Regions from separate parts of the Homo sapiens genome. Here region 1 is linked to region 2. Evidence: read pairs that join two places in POLR2A ChIA-PET (ENCODE). Cell type or tissue: MCF 10A. All regions are shown on one strand. Each heading gives the region's core, and the rest is flanking DNA. Links, peaks and the distances in the headings are about the cores only.

What was found. ChIA-PET counts read pairs that join two places held together with the same protein. Peaks named below come from ENCODE experiments on the same cell type or tissue, not always from the same donor. Only the 100,000 strongest peaks of a DNase experiment are listed, where the experiment ranks them.
Region 1: POLR2A ChIA-PET joins it to region 2 with 5 read pairs; 2 of 35 experiments call an interaction of 5 or more read pairs at or near these places.

What each region holds. Positions count from the first base shown.
Region 1 is chr1:215,019,168-215,027,605 of GRCh38, reverse strand. It overlaps a transcript of KCNK2 not described here. Among named protein-coding and RNA genes, the nearest start is that of KCNK2, 59 kb to the left of the region's middle. In MCF 10A, for the core only: no CTCF peak of the experiment used is centred there; DNase peaks (open chromatin) are centred at 3,945, 4,225 and 4,605.
Region 2 is chr1:214,916,716-214,925,153 of GRCh38, reverse strand. No RefSeq gene overlaps it. Among named protein-coding and RNA genes, the nearest start is that of KCNK2, 160 kb to the left of the region's middle. In MCF 10A, for the core only: no CTCF peak of the experiment used is centred there; no DNase peak of the experiment used is centred there.

The sequences.
Region 1 (8,438 bases), core at 1,834-5,833, 100 kb before region 2:
TGTCAACAGAAAACCCCAAACTGGCCAAGTAGGGTTTACTCTGGGTGTGCAAGAAGAGGTTCAAATTAGCATCCACATAATTTAGTATTTCAGCAAATTCCAGAATATCTCATATGATCACATTAATAGATGTTGGAGGGACATTTGATAATATTTAACAGCTAATCCCAATAAAAATCTTTAGGTAAGACAGAAAAGTTAATGGAAATATTTCCGATATTTACCAAAACCAAGACTCAATGTATTCTCAACATCGAAACGATAGAAAGAATCCAATAAAACCCAGGAATCAAACAGAAAGCTTGTTATCACTATGTTTATTCAATATTAATTTGAAAACTCCAATGAAAACAGTGAGATAAGGAAATGAGTTGTTAGAAATTTTGTAAATGAAGAGATAAAATTATCTCCATTTTGCTGATACGATTATGTACTTAAAAATCCAAGAGATTTACAAAGAGAAAAAAACTACTGGCATTGATAAGAATATTTGATAGAATGACTGTGTATAAACAAGGTAAGCAGACTTAATAAATTTTTCCTTCCTAGTAACATACTTGGAAAAAGAAAGAGGAGAAAAAAAATGCCTTGAAAATGACAATGTAAACTAAATAGAATAAGCAAGGGATAGAGCCCATGAAAGCTATAAATCCTGTTGTAAGAATGAAAAATGATCTGAAACAATAAAATTACATGCCCTGTTTTCAAATGGAATAAATTAATATAAAAATTAGTCTTCCTAAGATAAGGACGTATGTATATGTTTGTTTACACATACACACACACATACACATGATGTCATTCTCAATAGAATTCCAAGATTCAGTTATGTTTCATTTCAACTTGAATTGCATAAAAACTTAAAGTTCATATGGAATGAAAATCCTATGAATAAACTAAAATTAAAATAAGGGAATATTTACCTAACCAGGTATCCAGATATACCATAAAGATACTGAAATCAAAACAATATAGGGATGGCAGATATATGAAAAAGTAAATCAGTGGAACAGAGAGAGAATCCAGAAAAGACAGAGTGTATACATTAGAATTGGATATTGGTCCAGGGGTTATTCAATTTCAGGGAGAAAAAAAGGTGACCTGTTTACAAAATTTCTCCCCAAGCCGCTATTCATTCTAAAAAAATTAATAAACCCATCTCATGTTATTTACAAAAAAATCAATGGATTAAAGTGTTAAAAATAATATGATATTACTGTTTTACTAGGATTTCTGGGGAAGACCAGGAAAGAAACTAATAAAAAACTTGTGTAGCAGAAGATACTATTAATAAAGACAGTAAACAAATGGTAGATGTAGGAAACATGTTTGCAATGCAGATGACAGATAAGAGTTTAAAAGCTACAATTATATGAAGAGAGCTTTAAAAATTGATAAGAAACAAACAACCACCTGACAAGAAAAATGAGCAACAGATATAAATAAGCTATTCACAGTTGAGTAAATCCAAATGGCCAAAAAATATGTGTATATATATTTTAAATTCACTAACAGGGAAACAGAAACTGAAGTAATAATAAATGATCACTTTAACCCTATGAGGCCAACACAAATTTTAAATAATGATAACACTGTTGGTAGGGATATGTGGAACAAAGCATGTTCTACATTGCTGCTAAAAATGTAAATTGGTACAGCTTTTTAAGAAAGCAATTGGGCAACATTTATTAAAATGTAAAAATACATAAACCTTTTGACCAAGCAATCCCACTCCTTCGTATATATTCCATAGAAATACAGCTGCCAGTAAATAAGGACATGTGAATCCAGATGTTTATTGCAGCATTCTTTGTAGTGGCAAAAATATGTACACAAAGGAATAAACCACGGTAATCCACAGCACAGAATATTATTCAGCTATACTTTCAGACCTAATGGATTTCCAAAAGTTACTACTGATTCAGAAAAAAGTAAGATGCAAGAAAAATTGTGTACAATATGGTTTATTTCTGTAGTGCAAATAATGACAAAAACATACTCACATATATGTGTATATGTATGCACATAATATATAATGTGACATAAACTTAGGGAATCTTTTGAAATAATGCAGAATAATACATATTAGTCCACACTAGTTAAGGGGGTTTACAGGTATTAATATTTATATTACTTAAAGTAAGTGGTGTAGGAGAGGTAAATATAGGAGAATGAAGACAGGGAATAGGGAACAAATAAGGAAACAGAAAAAGGAAAGAAAATGTTATACTGAAAAGAAAGCCTTATAATAATATCACTTACATAAAAGTATAAAAGTCCATATGTATGCATATTTTCTGACCTGGAGGAGCAATTTATAGCACCTTTATTGAGTGTGCTTTTCTAGAGTACTTTTTATGTCTGAACTTATTTAACCATCACCATAATCCCACAATAATATTGAAAATATTATCCTCATTTAACCAATGAGAAAACTAAGAGGTTAAGTAAGTAATTTATGAAGAGTTACATGATTATTTAGCTCCAGGGTTTGGATTTGAACCCAGGCACTGTGACCCTAAAACCTTGGCACTTAACCATCAGATAGCTTAGCTTTTAACAAATTTATGTCCAAGACATATTATAAGGCTAAATTCACAAATTGCAACATAATGTGTGTAACACTGTTTTATCTCAGTTAAAAAAAAAAAAAAAAAAAACTCCTGTAGATACATAATGAACATATGTTTTATAGACATATATTTGTTTGAGCAAGAAGAAAGATGTAGTTTAGTCCACAGGCTATTAAATTTGTTAGCTCTGGTGGGTGGAGATGGATATAAAGACAAGAGTGGGGCAATTGGTTTTGGTTTTATATACCGCTAAAACATGTTTGATAAGTACCTAGATAGTCTCCTACACAGTGTATAAAAGTTAATTGCTGAGATGTTTTGTTTTGTTTTGTTTTTCTCATTTAGGGCTCTTTGATATTTAAGCAACATTTGTTCAATGGGAATTTCAGGCATGAAAAGCTTTATAAAGGAGGTGGCACTCAGTATATAGGTAAGATTTTGAGATGTCAGAACAATTACATGAAAAAAAAATTATGGCAAAATATTGCAAGACATCTTTAAGCCTACTCCTTCAATAACCTGGGCTAGAGGAAGTGTTTTTGTATGAAAGCAATGTTAGAAGTCTGAAAGACGGCATAGGCTTATACAGCCTTGAATGCTAGGATTAGAAACATATTATTCACTGCGTAAGTGAACTGGGCTCCTGCAATACTGGACCTCTTAAAACTGTGCACTAACCGTATGAGAGTCTGATATGGATGCAGCCTTGACATCAGGGAGGGTCCTAGGCTTGGCTCCAGCCTGCAAGTCCTTTACCTAATACTGGCCCCATTCAAAGATTGTTTTATTCCATGTGTCTCTTGTCACCCTTGTTCCACAGATGCCTATGGAACATCTGGTAGTTCCAGTGAGTCCACAGGGTGTCAGGTGTCAGTGCAGAAGCACTTGCTCCACTCAGATCCCTATACCTGCCTTAGGAAGTTCATGCCACCTTACTCTTCCAGAAGCAAAATAAATGCCCCATCCATAAAGGACCATGTTTCCTTTCTCCTGCCTACTCCTTGGCAGCAGTTTTACTTCTGCACCCTGCTGGATTTTCCTGGCAATGGTTAGGAAAATCCGCAGAGCTAGGTATGCAGATTTCATCCTTCTCCTCTTTTGTGTCCTAATGACAAGAACATTAAAGGCAGCAAGGTGAAGTGGAGGGGAGACAAAGCAAAACAAAATAGAGTATAATGTAGGATTTAGGTTGGACACATCTCAGATAAAAGCTGCATCTAAATCAACATAGCTTTGAGCCACCTCTCATGCAAATTTCTTCACCTGGAAAGCCAAGTGTTTTGCAAACCCAAAATTTTATTTTTAAAATTGTGCAATTGTTCTGCATCATTGCCATTACTGATGAGAATATATGTCAAAACAAATTCAGGAATTTGGTGCTTACGCAATGACATTCACTGGTTGCTGGACTTTAGCTGGAAAAGTCGTCGAAGCCAAATCAGTTTATAACATGGTCGGGCTCACTGACTAGGGCACTCAACTATTGATTATGATTGTTGTCCAGTGATTTAATGTAAAATACTCTTGCCTCTTTCCATGCTGTAACTGCTTTAATGTAATTCAATTCAGAGTATAAAATGATGTTGAAGTGACATACTTATGGCTGAGGGGCAGATTTTAAAAGGTGATTCATTAAAGGATTACTGAACTGGCACATTCAGTTATGCACAGCTGGATTATATGGCAGGGTTCTCTGTCAAGAAGAGTGCACAGGAAGATGCCTTTGTAGTAGAGGGCTGGCCTGAGCCCAAAGAGCTTATGTATTTCCAAGAATAAATTTCATTCTCTCACCATACAGGAAAAAAAGATACAAAAAAAATAATAATAATAACAAGCCTTAGAGAAAGTTCCTAAAATGCAAGAAGGGATTTTTTGGAAAGGATTTATACAGTTGTTTTACAGTAGCAATAGCTCCATTAAAACGAAAGGCTCATATTTCAGGGCCACCTACTTCAGTTTCAAAATCTGTAGGCTGTGGAAATCCATGTGTTAACAGGCATACTGTTCATACTTAGATATTGTATCACTGAGTTGTTTCTTTCCATTTCTAGTAATTCTTTTTACCCATGTGATTCTAACCCCACTAATAAAGTCTCTTTTAGATTCATGGCCTCTGGGAAGGAAAGAAGGAAGGAGTAAATCACTGACTTTCACTTTAAAAGTCAAAGTCCTTGCATAAACATTAAAGTTGTGAAATCCAGGGTTTGTTTCTTTCTTTCCCATTTTAGACAAGATAAAGATTAGCTGGGCTGGAAAAGAAGAGAAAAATCAGGGAGAAGGCAGATTAGATGTTCCTGGTGTTTTGGGAAAGGGCCATGTACCTTCCCCAAACCATAGGCCAAGTTAGGCAGAAGGAAGGTTGCACATCTTCAGACAAGTTTAGGGATTTGAATGGAGCCCGTGACCTGGAACTTAGTAAGGGAGTGCATTTTAAAAAAATATCCTGTGCCCTCCTTGGCATGATAGCATTTGAATAGTAATGGTTCCATAAGGTATTCAGCCAAAAAAAGGCTGAGACAAATTTGAAAATCCCCTGTGGACCTAGAATGGCACAAGAGAAGAGCCACACACGTCTCTTGTTTCACAAGAGGAGCTCATAAATTGCCAAGCAGATTTGAAGAGATCTGATACAAAGGGCAAGGAAGACATGGTTACAACCTGTGGAGGACTCAACAACCAGTGATGTCACAGCAAATACTTCCAAGGCAGATGTCAAAATAGCCACACCAAGATCTTGGGCCTCTTAAAGTTCTAGAACCCAGAAGAAAACATGGGATTTGGGAAGATCCTGAATTGACTTGGAAAAGACCTTGAAACAATGGAAGAAATTCCAAATTGACTGTTAGAGTGCTCCTAGGAAAGGAAACAATAGGATAGATAGATGGATTAGATAGATAGATGATTAGATAGATAGATAGATAGATAGGAGGGGATTTATTGTGGCAATTGGCTCACATGATTATGGATGCCAAGTCCCACAGTGTGTCATCTGCAAGCTGGAGAACCAAGGAAACTGGTGGTACAATACAGTTGAGCCAAAATGCCTGAAAACCAGTGCAGCCAGTGCTGTAAGTCTCAGCCTGAGGCTGAGGCCTAAGAAACTGAGTACTGCTGGTACAATATCAGAACCCAAAGGTCTAAGACCCTGGAATTCTGATATTCAAGGGCAGATGAAGATGGTTGTGGCCGGGCGCAGTGGCTCACGCCTGTAATCCCAGCAGGCGTGGGAGGCCGAGGCGGGCGGATGACGAGGTCAGGAGATTGAGACCATCCTTGCTAACACGGTGAAACCCCGTCTCTACTAAAAATACAAAAAAGAATTAGCCAGGCGTGGTGGCGGGCGCCTGTAGTCCCAGTTAATCGGGAGGCTGAGGCAGGAGAATGGCATGAACCTGGGAGGCGGAGCTTGCAGCGAGCGGAGATCGCGCCACTGCACTCCAGCCTGGGCGACAGAGCGAGATTCCGTCTCAAAAAAAAAAAAAAAAAAAAAAAAAAGATGGTTGTCCCAGCTCCAGAAGAGAGGGCAAATCCATCTTTCCTCTGTCTTTTTGTTCTAGCAAGGACCTCAACAAATAGAAAGGTGCCTGCCCACCTTGGGTAAGGGCAGATCTTCCTTACTCAGCCCACCGATTCAGATGCCAACCTCTCCTGGAAACACCCTCAGAGATGTGTCCAGACATAATGCTTTCCCAGCTATCTGGGTAACCCTTAACCCAGTCAAGCCGACACCTAAAATCAACCATCACATTGACCAAGATTGAATTTCAACCAGATGAAATAGGGAACTTGAAATATAACTTAAGTTCACTTATAGGAAAATAAAATCATATTTCTTAAACCGTTCCGTTGGTAAGCTGAGAATTGCAGGTACTTAATATGACTACCTGAAGCATAATTTTTCACTGTCTAAACATAGATGAAAATTACTGTAAAGTTAAAAAATATGTTCTTAATATCTAATATCCAACTCTCATCCATCATTGAAAATATAAACTCTGTGTGATTTAAAAAATTTGAATTATTTAAAATAATTGAAATTATTGTCTTCCCACCACGATTGAATTTTTTATATTATACTAGAAGATTAGAGGTAGGCAGACCAGGAGACTTATAAAATGAAATTGAAAGGTGATATCCTATGTATGACATTTTACTTGGAGAGTCTTTAATCCCAATAATGCATCTGACAGTATATGGCGAGAATGTAGCATAAAGTATAAAGCAAACTCTATAATTTACACATCCAAATGAGTATCATTTTTCACTTGTTACACTGGAAAACCATTGAGATCTAAAGGTACTGTGGTTTGGCCCAGCACGGTGTCTCACTCCTATAATCCTAACACTGAGAGGCTGTGGTGGGTGGATTGCCTGAGCTCAGGAGTTCAAAACCAACCTGGGCAACATGGTGAAATCTCGTGCCTACTAAAATACAAAAAATTAGCTGGGCATGGTGGCGCATATCAGTAGTCCCAGCTATTCAAGAGGCTGAGGCACAATAATCGCTTGAACTCAGGAGGCAGGGGTTGCAATGAGCCAAGATTGCACCACTGCACTCCAGCCTAAGTAACACAGCCAGACCCTGTGTCAAAAAATAAATTAAATAAAGAAATGTACTGAGGCTCAACGTATTTTGGGGATTCCTCTTTCAAAGTTTGCTTCTGAGACAGTATATGAGACCCACAAGAAAATAAGTGTTATCACCAATTTAGAAGCCATTCAAGAAGTCTAAATATCTTTGTAGCCAGACTTTATCTTTGATTATTAATACTATTTTTAAGCTTGATACATTTATTCAATAGATTTGGTCCAAAGCATTATTAACAGAGTTCACAGCACAAAGCCATCCTTAAAGAATGCTCCCATTGAAAACATCCAAAGTGCCACACCTCTGAAAGGAACCTAACGAATTACCAAAGGTTTGGCAGAAATGGTAGAAAATGTACACTCACTCAACAAGGGAAAAAAGGGATAATTAATGCTATGAACTTTGATGAATAGATCTATAATGACTCAGGGTGAAATAAATTATCTTGTTTATTCTTTTTTCTCTTAAGTACAATATGGTAAATATATATATATAGTGGTCCCTCTGCTCATGTACCCTCTATATCTAAAATACAACCTGAAATTTTTGAAAAATTGTAGTCTCCTTTTTAAAAACAGAACAATAATATTGTGCCAAAGAAAGGAGGAAAAGCATAAGAGAGGCAAGGCAGCTAGAATGTTTCTTCACGGAGAATAACCAAGCATACCAAAAACCAGAGAATGCAAGAAGAGACAACCTATAACGTGTCTACAATAAATCTTTTTAACAATCTTTCCTTGCCTCTCCAAAGAAAGGATTGTATGTGGCAATTCTGAATGTTGTCTATTCTCTCCCTCTAATTCCAATAACATAGAAGGTGAATGAATTAAAATGTATTCCAAATGAAAATTGTAAATATGATTCAATATTCATGAACAGAATGAGTTTTAAATATTTAACAACCATGAGCGCATAGACACTGACCAGTCGGAACAGATGCGGCAACTAATGGACACTAGCCATTAACTGACATTGTCATGAACAACTGACATTGTCATATTGGGTGTCTCAGCTGATTATTAGCCCTGCTCATGGTGTTTCTCTAGGGGAGAATAACTCCTTTTTACATACAAACAGGTTTTTTTCTTTATATGTGAGCTCAGTAAGAAACACAAAATCTCTATTGCAACATGCTGTTTTTGAAGTTCTATCGTTTGCATCAGAAAAGGTAAAAACGAAGTATAATAGTAAGCAATTTTATCTGCTCAGAAAACTTTAAAAGCAAAGTGAAATCACTCTACTAGACAGCTGTTCTTTGAAGAGGACCTACCAATTTT
Region 2 (8,438 bases), core at 2,271-6,270:
ATATCCTCAGGAGTTTACCTGCATTAATGCAATCAAACCTTACAACTGCTCCCTGAGGTCAGCAAGTTTGGGTAGGCAGCTCCATACACTGCCACCTGCGTCCTGTCTCCGTACCCCTCTGACCCACAAAGCGGCTCCTTAGTTCCCATTTTGGCTATTTTTCCTTATTGTATAAATGTCTTGGTCAGAAACCTCCACGGGGAATTGGAATGAGTGGCAGTTTACTAAACCTATCCTCCTCGCATTCCCCTAGTAGTAAATAATTTTCCCATCTTCAGGATACAAATGAGGAACTGAAGGTTCAATTGGGTTAGGTAAAGTACCACTGGAACACAGTCAAAAGACAGAACACCCTGGAGTAAGAACTGCTTAATCAAAACCTTGTTTTTATATATAGAAGAAATTTAAAACTCTCAGTTCCATTGCCTGCAAAAAATTTAGAACAAACTCTAGAAGTCAGAATGTGCCTTTCCCTAATGGGAAGTAGAGCGAGGGAGGAATTGTTTAGGTGATAAGGCTGTGTTGTTCAATAAAGGGCACAGAATCAGAACTAGGGAGAGGTGATTCTGGTCCCAGATCTTTACCTGTTAACGTCTCTAGGGTGGGCTTCCTGTGCTGCAAGAGAAAAATATTAACCTAAATGACCTCCAGCTACATCTCAGCTCCAGAATTTCATGTCTCCTTTCAAAGAGCTGCTAGGAGACACAAGATAATCGATGTGAAACCATTTTAAAGATTTTACCATCTGCTGTGGAAGTGTATTATTTTATGGAAAATTATAGCAAAAAATTTCAAAGTGTCCTAAGGCCAAAGGATCCGGGAGATTGTTCCCACTTTGGCCCCACTCTGAGGGCCATCCCACACAAGGGAGTGCCCGAGGAAGAGCCAAAGGGCCTGGAATATTTTGCAGAGCAAATGTCTCTACTTTTGTTTTTTCCCTGATGCTCTTCTCTTCCCCAGCTGGGGTTCCCTTCAATTGATTTCAAAAAAAAGAGCTCCCATTGTCACAAATGAAAGTTGCACCTGCACTCTGCAGAGAAGCAAATGGAACTCACCAGGAGGATGATAAAATAGACAGGTTTTCCTTAAATCAGAGAAACAAAAAACAGATAAATATTAATTTGAAATTACACTTTATCACAGCAGTCATAATAGAAGTCTAAGAAGTAGGCATTCTCCTTAGAGAAATGAGCGGATATCTGTGTATGAAGAGAAGCTACAGAGTGAGGCCAGGAGAGTTGGGGGTGGGTATTTTTAATATGGCAGTTGGGCACAGTCAGGCAAGCTCACATATTAAGAAAGCATCTGTCTATCTCTAAGGGACTTTACCTAAATTAATTTAAAACAAAATAGCTGTTAGAATTCCCACTTCATAGAAGAAGAAAGCAGGCCTGGGAGAGATGACTTGCCCAGGTCACATAGGGAAGTGAAAGCTGACCCCTCAATGGTACCTCCAAAACCTTCTAGTCCTCACATCCTCCTTCTCTACATTTCTATATTTATTATTGAAGTCTGTGTTTTAACTACACTGAAGGGATTGGGTAGAAAAATTGTCACATTCTGGACACAACTGAGTGTTCATAAATATGTCAACATTAGTGGGGCTGTCACTGCTGGCCCAGGTGCAGAAGGTATAGTTACTGCCCCAACACAATTGACTCTCATCCATCTTAATAGTGATGGCAAGCAGATAAATCAAGCAGTTAAGTCTCCTCTGTGTTAAACAAAGCAGATAAATCTCTTCTTTTTGCACTCTCTTGCAGCTTGACCATACTGCCAAGTTAATCAAGTACAAAATGCAAGCTAACCAGACAGGTCTCCCTTGAGTTGCTGCTCAGTGTAATGGAAACAGGGTTATTCTATGGATTAGGATTGGGGAAGCTAACATTTCGATGGGGGTAAAGTATTTGCTTGTGCAGGTTTGCCTCACTGCTTTGGAATGAGCCAAATGTGGAAAGGGGACCAAATCCACTCTGGGAAAGGCAAAGCCCAGCTGAAATGTGCAAATTACTATCATATAAACAAATGCCATTCTTTATCTGGCTCTCAAGGTACAAAGCAGGTTCTTAAGTACAGATTTTCTGAGCTTTTCCTGGCACTAGACACCTTTTTTCTTGTATTTCCACAGAGACCTCATGTTTTCAAAGATTTTTCTATTTACCAAACTTCATTTAAGTAAATTAATTCATTTGTTGAGTCTTATTCATCAAAGATATAACTACTGATCAAAGCTTCTAATCAGCCTGGGATAACTAATATTTCCAGAGTGTGCTAATTATACTTCCAGGCTAAAGCAAAAAACTTGACATTTTAATTAGCATGGGCAGCTTTGCCATACTAAATGAGTTGTTTCTATTGGCTTCTGCAAATACGGAAGATAACTTCCAGTGTCCTGTGGATCCAGGGGCCTAGGGTTCAAAAATAGTGGAGTTCTCTGGCCTCTAAAAATAGGTCAAGGTCCTTTTTATGTAATCCCTTAAGACCTCCTGCAAACCCTTTCCAACATAACTTCCACGTTGCGTTGTAATTGTCTTTTCAAATATACATAATTAGAGTTTGATTACTTAGGTACCATCCTAATTACATAAGCATACTTACTGAGTTTCTTCCAAACATGTGCTTCCCCCAAGAATCCCAATGAATGTTATTTTCTCCAACTCACGTCACTGATGTGTGTTTTGTTACATATCCATTCAGATATTTTGACACATATGCAATGAAATGTTATTCAAAGAAATGAAAATCCACTTCCTCTAACTTCCAATTTGATGAATTAGTAGAAGATGTTTCACGTATCAGGTGAATAAAAAAAGGAGGAAGGGCACAGGAAGAGTGAAAGGATAGGAAAAACATTTTTAAATTTATCAAAAGATGGCCTTATCAAGACAAAGAAGAGGAGGTGGGCATCTGTGCACAGAGAATCAAGTTTAGGACATGTCCATTAGCTACACCTAATGACAGTTTAGAGACTGAAGAGAAAATGGCAAGAGACAGTGGCACAGAAAGCCAATCATGTGTTCACTGAAAAGAAATTTAGATTCTATCCTGACACTTCAGGGAGTCAATGAAGATTTTTGTAAAAGATGTATTTGTGCTTTAGAAAGCACAATGGCTCTGACTATGTGACCAAAGTGTAACTCAGGTGTCAGCAGCATTGACTCTGCCTAACTACACAATAGAAATCCCCTTGAACCACCCCCTCTACCCCACAAAATCCATGTTCTTCCCAAAGAGTAGTGGGAGACAAAAATATGCCACCCCAAAATTTGAAGGGTTGTTGAGCTGAAGACAAGAGGAAGCAGATACAGGACAGCTCTCTGCCCTTTCTCTGTTTGCCCAAAAGCAGAGCATAGACTTATAAAGACAAAAGTTATTGTGCCTCTCCTTTTTTATCAGGGAGAACAAAAGTTAACCGATGAAGATAGCTTTGGACCCTTATCAGCCCAGAGATGATACCAGAGAAACTTGTATTAAGAAGCTTTACTGGCCAGGCACAGTGGCTCACGCCTGTAATCCCAGCACTTTGGGAGGCCGAGGCGGGCAGATCACAAGGTCAGGAGATCGAGACCATCCTTGCTAACATGGTGAAACCCCATGTTTCTACTAAAAATACAAAAAAATTAGCCAGGCGTTGTGGCAGGTGACTGTAGTCTCAGTTACTCAGGAGGCTGAGGCAGAAGAATGGCATGAACCCAGGAGGCGGAGCTTGCAGTGAGATGAGATCACGCCACTGCACTCCAGCCTAGGTGACAGGGCAAGACTCCATCTCAAAAAAAAAAAAAAAAAAAAGAAGCTCTACTAAACAGCCTTTAATCTGCCAGTTTTTTTCCTTCCTCCAAATTGCTGCTGTAGAGACTCAAAGCCCTTTTCCTTTGTCTTGCCACTTCTCTAAAACTTTACTTTGTTGAAGATGCTATATAAGCTGGAATTCAAAGCCACCTCTTTGATAACTACTGATTTTGCGGGGGTCTCCCATGTAAACATGAAATACACAGGTCAATAAATTTGTTTTTCTCTTGTTATTCTGTCTTTTGTTAACAGGAGCTCATTGCAACTACAAACTTACAGGAGCTTAGAAAAAAATCCTGCAGCAATTCCGCTAATGTCCAGGGACATTTTGTTTCCTGGCCTCCTCAGTCTCTGAAGCTTCTGATTTCTTTCAACATCAATCCTAAAAGGAAGTCCAGTTTTCTCTTTCAGTTTCAAACACACACACACAATTTTTTTTATTAATACCAAGTCTTTTGTTTTTTGGATTTTTGTTTTGTTTTGTTTTATATATTTGATCATTTTGTTTTGAAAGCTACACTGAAGATTTCTTAGGGAAGACGTATTAGGTTAGCACAAAAGTAGTTGTGGTTTTTGCCATTACCAATCTAATAGAAAGGGTTATATCCCCATGATGCAAATTGATGGCAATAGGAAGCATTTTTTTTTTTTTTTTTTCAAAATGCCCGTTGGCCATTCACTTTGGCCATTCACTTATTTCTTGCTCCTTGGTCTCCTTTGTCCCATTGTACCACTGAAACTTCCACACTTCTTGGAATAGCCTTGAGAGCTGTGAAAGGCTTCCTCTCTATCAGACAGAACAATGTGTTCACATCCATGCTCTGATGTCAGGTTCCTGCCTCCCTGGCCTGGTGTGATTCTGCTGCCCCCAAGCAGGCATACCAAGGCTTATTTCCATAAAAACTATTTCTTCCTCCGATGAAACTTTTCCATCAACTGTAAAGAGAATTATATTTGTTTCATCTTCTTAAAAATTATCAAAAGAAGGCACACTTTCAATGAAAAAAATGGTAGTTGGTGCAGAAATGTAGTGGAAATGGTAAAACTGAAATAGTAGCAGTGTAAATAGTGAGAGGATTGTTTTAAGAGATAATAAGGAGATAGAATCAACAGTGTCTGAAGACTGATTAGATAACAGCTTTGTGGAGGGAGAGATGGAGTCAAGGTTAATTTTGTTTTCTTACTTGAACAGCTGGGACTATCACATAAATGGTATTGATATCCACCAAGGTAGAGAATAATGGAGGATTATAATATTATTTGTTTGTATGTCCTTTTTCACATTGAGATGTCTGTAGAACATGCAGTGACGATGTCCAGAAGGTAATTGGATTTATAGGTCTGAAACTTTGATGAAACATATTTAGACATCACCAAAATGTCAGTAGATTTAAGCTATAAAAATAGATTACATCACCCTGGACCAGTGTAATACGAGTGAAGAAGAGACATGACAACAAAGCCAGGAGACATTTATGCATAAGAAGTGCAGAGAGAAAGAAAAGCCCTCTCAGGGGCTGGAGAAGCCACCAGAATGGAGAAGGAGAATCAGGAAGGAACTGGTGTATTGAGAGCTGAGGGAGGAAAGTCCCAGAAGGACAGACTAATCACAATGTGAATGTTGTGCAGAAGCTAACATGGGACCACAATCCTCCACTGGATTTTCTCCTATTTTGTTGAGGAAAGAAAACCATTGTGAGATTTGCCAGATTTGAAATTAAACAGCTGTTTTAATTTCTTATGAGTTCTAATAATCTACCTGTCTTTAACCCACTTCTTATCATCGACAGGTAAATATATTCAAAATATTCCAGAATATAGCATTATTTTATTCACAGCTATAGAATAACGATACTGACAGGTGTACATGAGAGACCACACATCACCTCCATTTTCATTGATAAGGCCGAGAGTCCCAAGGAAACCAATCCCAACATTAGCACTGCAATTATCAAGCCTAAGCCATTGCCTAGTGAAAACTAGGCTTATTCAGAGCTGCATGAAATCTTTCAGGTCATTGGGTCAGATATTATAGTAAATTATTACAAATGGTATAGGAAAATAAATAACAGATTATTGAATATTTAGAGACATATCTATTAGGATAATCTGCCCAAGGAGAGTGGTAATTTAATTTTTTTAATCTTATTTTCTTCCTCTCTATACTATTCTCAGACAGCCGTAACAAGATCTCCTTCAGTATAACATGATTCACTGCCTAATGTTAACAGATATCATTCTTTAGGAGAAAAACATAACATCAAGAAATATTCTTCTACCTAAGAGAAAGTATTTTATAGAAACTAATATGGTAGGTGCCATGGTTTCTACTTCAGGCTGCAGGCACCCATTCCATGGTCTGCTGGCCACTCAGAGCTGAGACTTGCCCTGAGCCAGGAGGAGCTGCCTCATCCAGGCTGATAACCCATTGACAATGAAAGTCCACGTCCAACGACTGCTTTGTATGTGCACAAACCCAGATGCCTTGCCTTGGCTCATGCCCTAATTCTGGAAAACGCTATAGAGTTAAACCAGCTCCATCCCTTTAAAATGGGGTGAAGCCTCTGTGTCAACTGCTTCAAGTTCAACTTCTTTCTTCGTCCCAACCTGCTTCCTTTACTCCCTGACAGGCACTGTTCTGAGAGCACTCCCTGCTACTTCTTGCACACGGATCTCAGTGTCTCAGTGTCTGTTTTCCAGGGAACTTAATCTAAGACAACTGATAGTACATGTCCATTTAGATACACCAGATAAGACATGGTTAGACTCCTAAAAGATTTAGTACTATAGATCTCTGTTTCTAAAACTCTAAAATGCAAAGGGACAAAGTCATTATAATATATATCTGTAACTTTCAATCATCTCTGTTGTATGTGCTAATAGCCCCATAATAATGAACACAAGAATTATTGTGTTCTCCATCATGTCTGTATAAATGCCATATTGAGCAGAATATTTTTCATCTTTATTTATTTATGTGTTTATTTATTTTTAGAGACAGAGTCTTGCTCTGTCACCCAGGCTGGAGTGCAGTGGCATGATCATAGCTTACTGCAGCCTCAACCTCCTGGGCTCAAGTGATCCTCTTGTCTCAGCCTCCCAAATTGCTGGGATTACAAACATGAGCCACTGCACTCAGCCTGTTTTTATCTTTAACTCCTACCTCTCACCTTTCCTTCTTGAAAATTTTAGGAAGTGTGTTATTGTGCTTTTGTTGTTGATGGTGTTGTTGTTATTTCTATCTTCCTTCTAATAACTTTGATTTATTCTCAGATTTTCCTGCCTATTTACAATTATTTAACTTTTTTCCCTGTCTATAATTTTCACTGACTGCATAGGCTTATAGAAATGTCTACTATTTTCCTTAAAGTTGCCGTGACTTTTTCTTCGTCTTGATTACTTCTCTCCAATTTTAAAGCATGTTCTTTGACACTTCTGTAATTTTTTAAGAGGAGAAAGACTTCGTTTACTGTAATCATTCCTCTTATGTTTTAAAGTTTATCCTATTTGTTAGCAGTTAGAATGATATTTTAATGGTGTTAGAGAACCTAGAGATGCCCTAAGTATGCCTTGTCAATTGCCCTATAACCATGAGTTCTTCTCTAAAAACAAACATTCTAAGAATGAAACAAACATCTAAACAATGAAACACAAAGAATGAGAAACGAGATATCATTTCAAATCAGGCAAAGACAGAATCAGAACACTTCACTTACACTAAAAGCTTTCTCAGAATGCTACCTAAGCTCTTATTATCCTCCAATTGGTTAAGTAGTACAAAACCTTTAAGAAATAGCTAGTGTACTTAGGCCCAAGAGAAAAGGAGAAAGAGCTTCTGTCCTGTATCTGCCTTCCTGATGGAGGCTGGAACAGGACCAACTGGCAAGTAGATGCACTACCTTTTCACACGGTGATTTCTGCATTCCCCACATCATAAGAATTCCAGAAGGTCCCCTGTGGAGGAGTAAGAAAGAAGGTAGGCGGAAGAGGCAGGTAGAGAAAAGCAGCACCCATACCCCAACACACACACATGCACGCACGCGCGCGCACACACACGCATGCCCAGACACACTCACGCGCGCACACACACACGCACGCACGCGCGCAGACACACACACGCACGCGCGTGCGCCCACACATGCACGCGCGCGCGCCCCCCCACACACACATATGCACTCACGCGCGCCCACACACACACACACACACGCTGATGTACAGGAAATTTGTTATTGTCCTTAAATGTCCACTTCTGCTAAATTTCCCTGCTTTCGAAGAACTAGGTTAACTAGGCAAAAAGAAGTACCCTTACTACCTATTTCTATAGGGCTGCTATTTACCTGATTTGCCAACTCTGAAAGTCAGAATTTTTGTTCTAAATTCATGTAGAATCCACAGGGACCTCAAAACCATAGCTAGTGGCACTCTGTTTGTTTATCACTGCAGGTAATAAATCAGGTGTTAGATATTTTGAATATCAGGCCTAAGTACATAAAGCAATAATTAGAGGAGTTACTTAGGATTCTGTAAAGATGAGAAATGAATTGAGAATGACTAAGTTATCATAATAACAACAGGTAATATTTCCTCTATGTTGACACTCTTCTAAGAGCTTTGCATGCCCAGTGTACTCATGAGGTGTGCCTTATTAT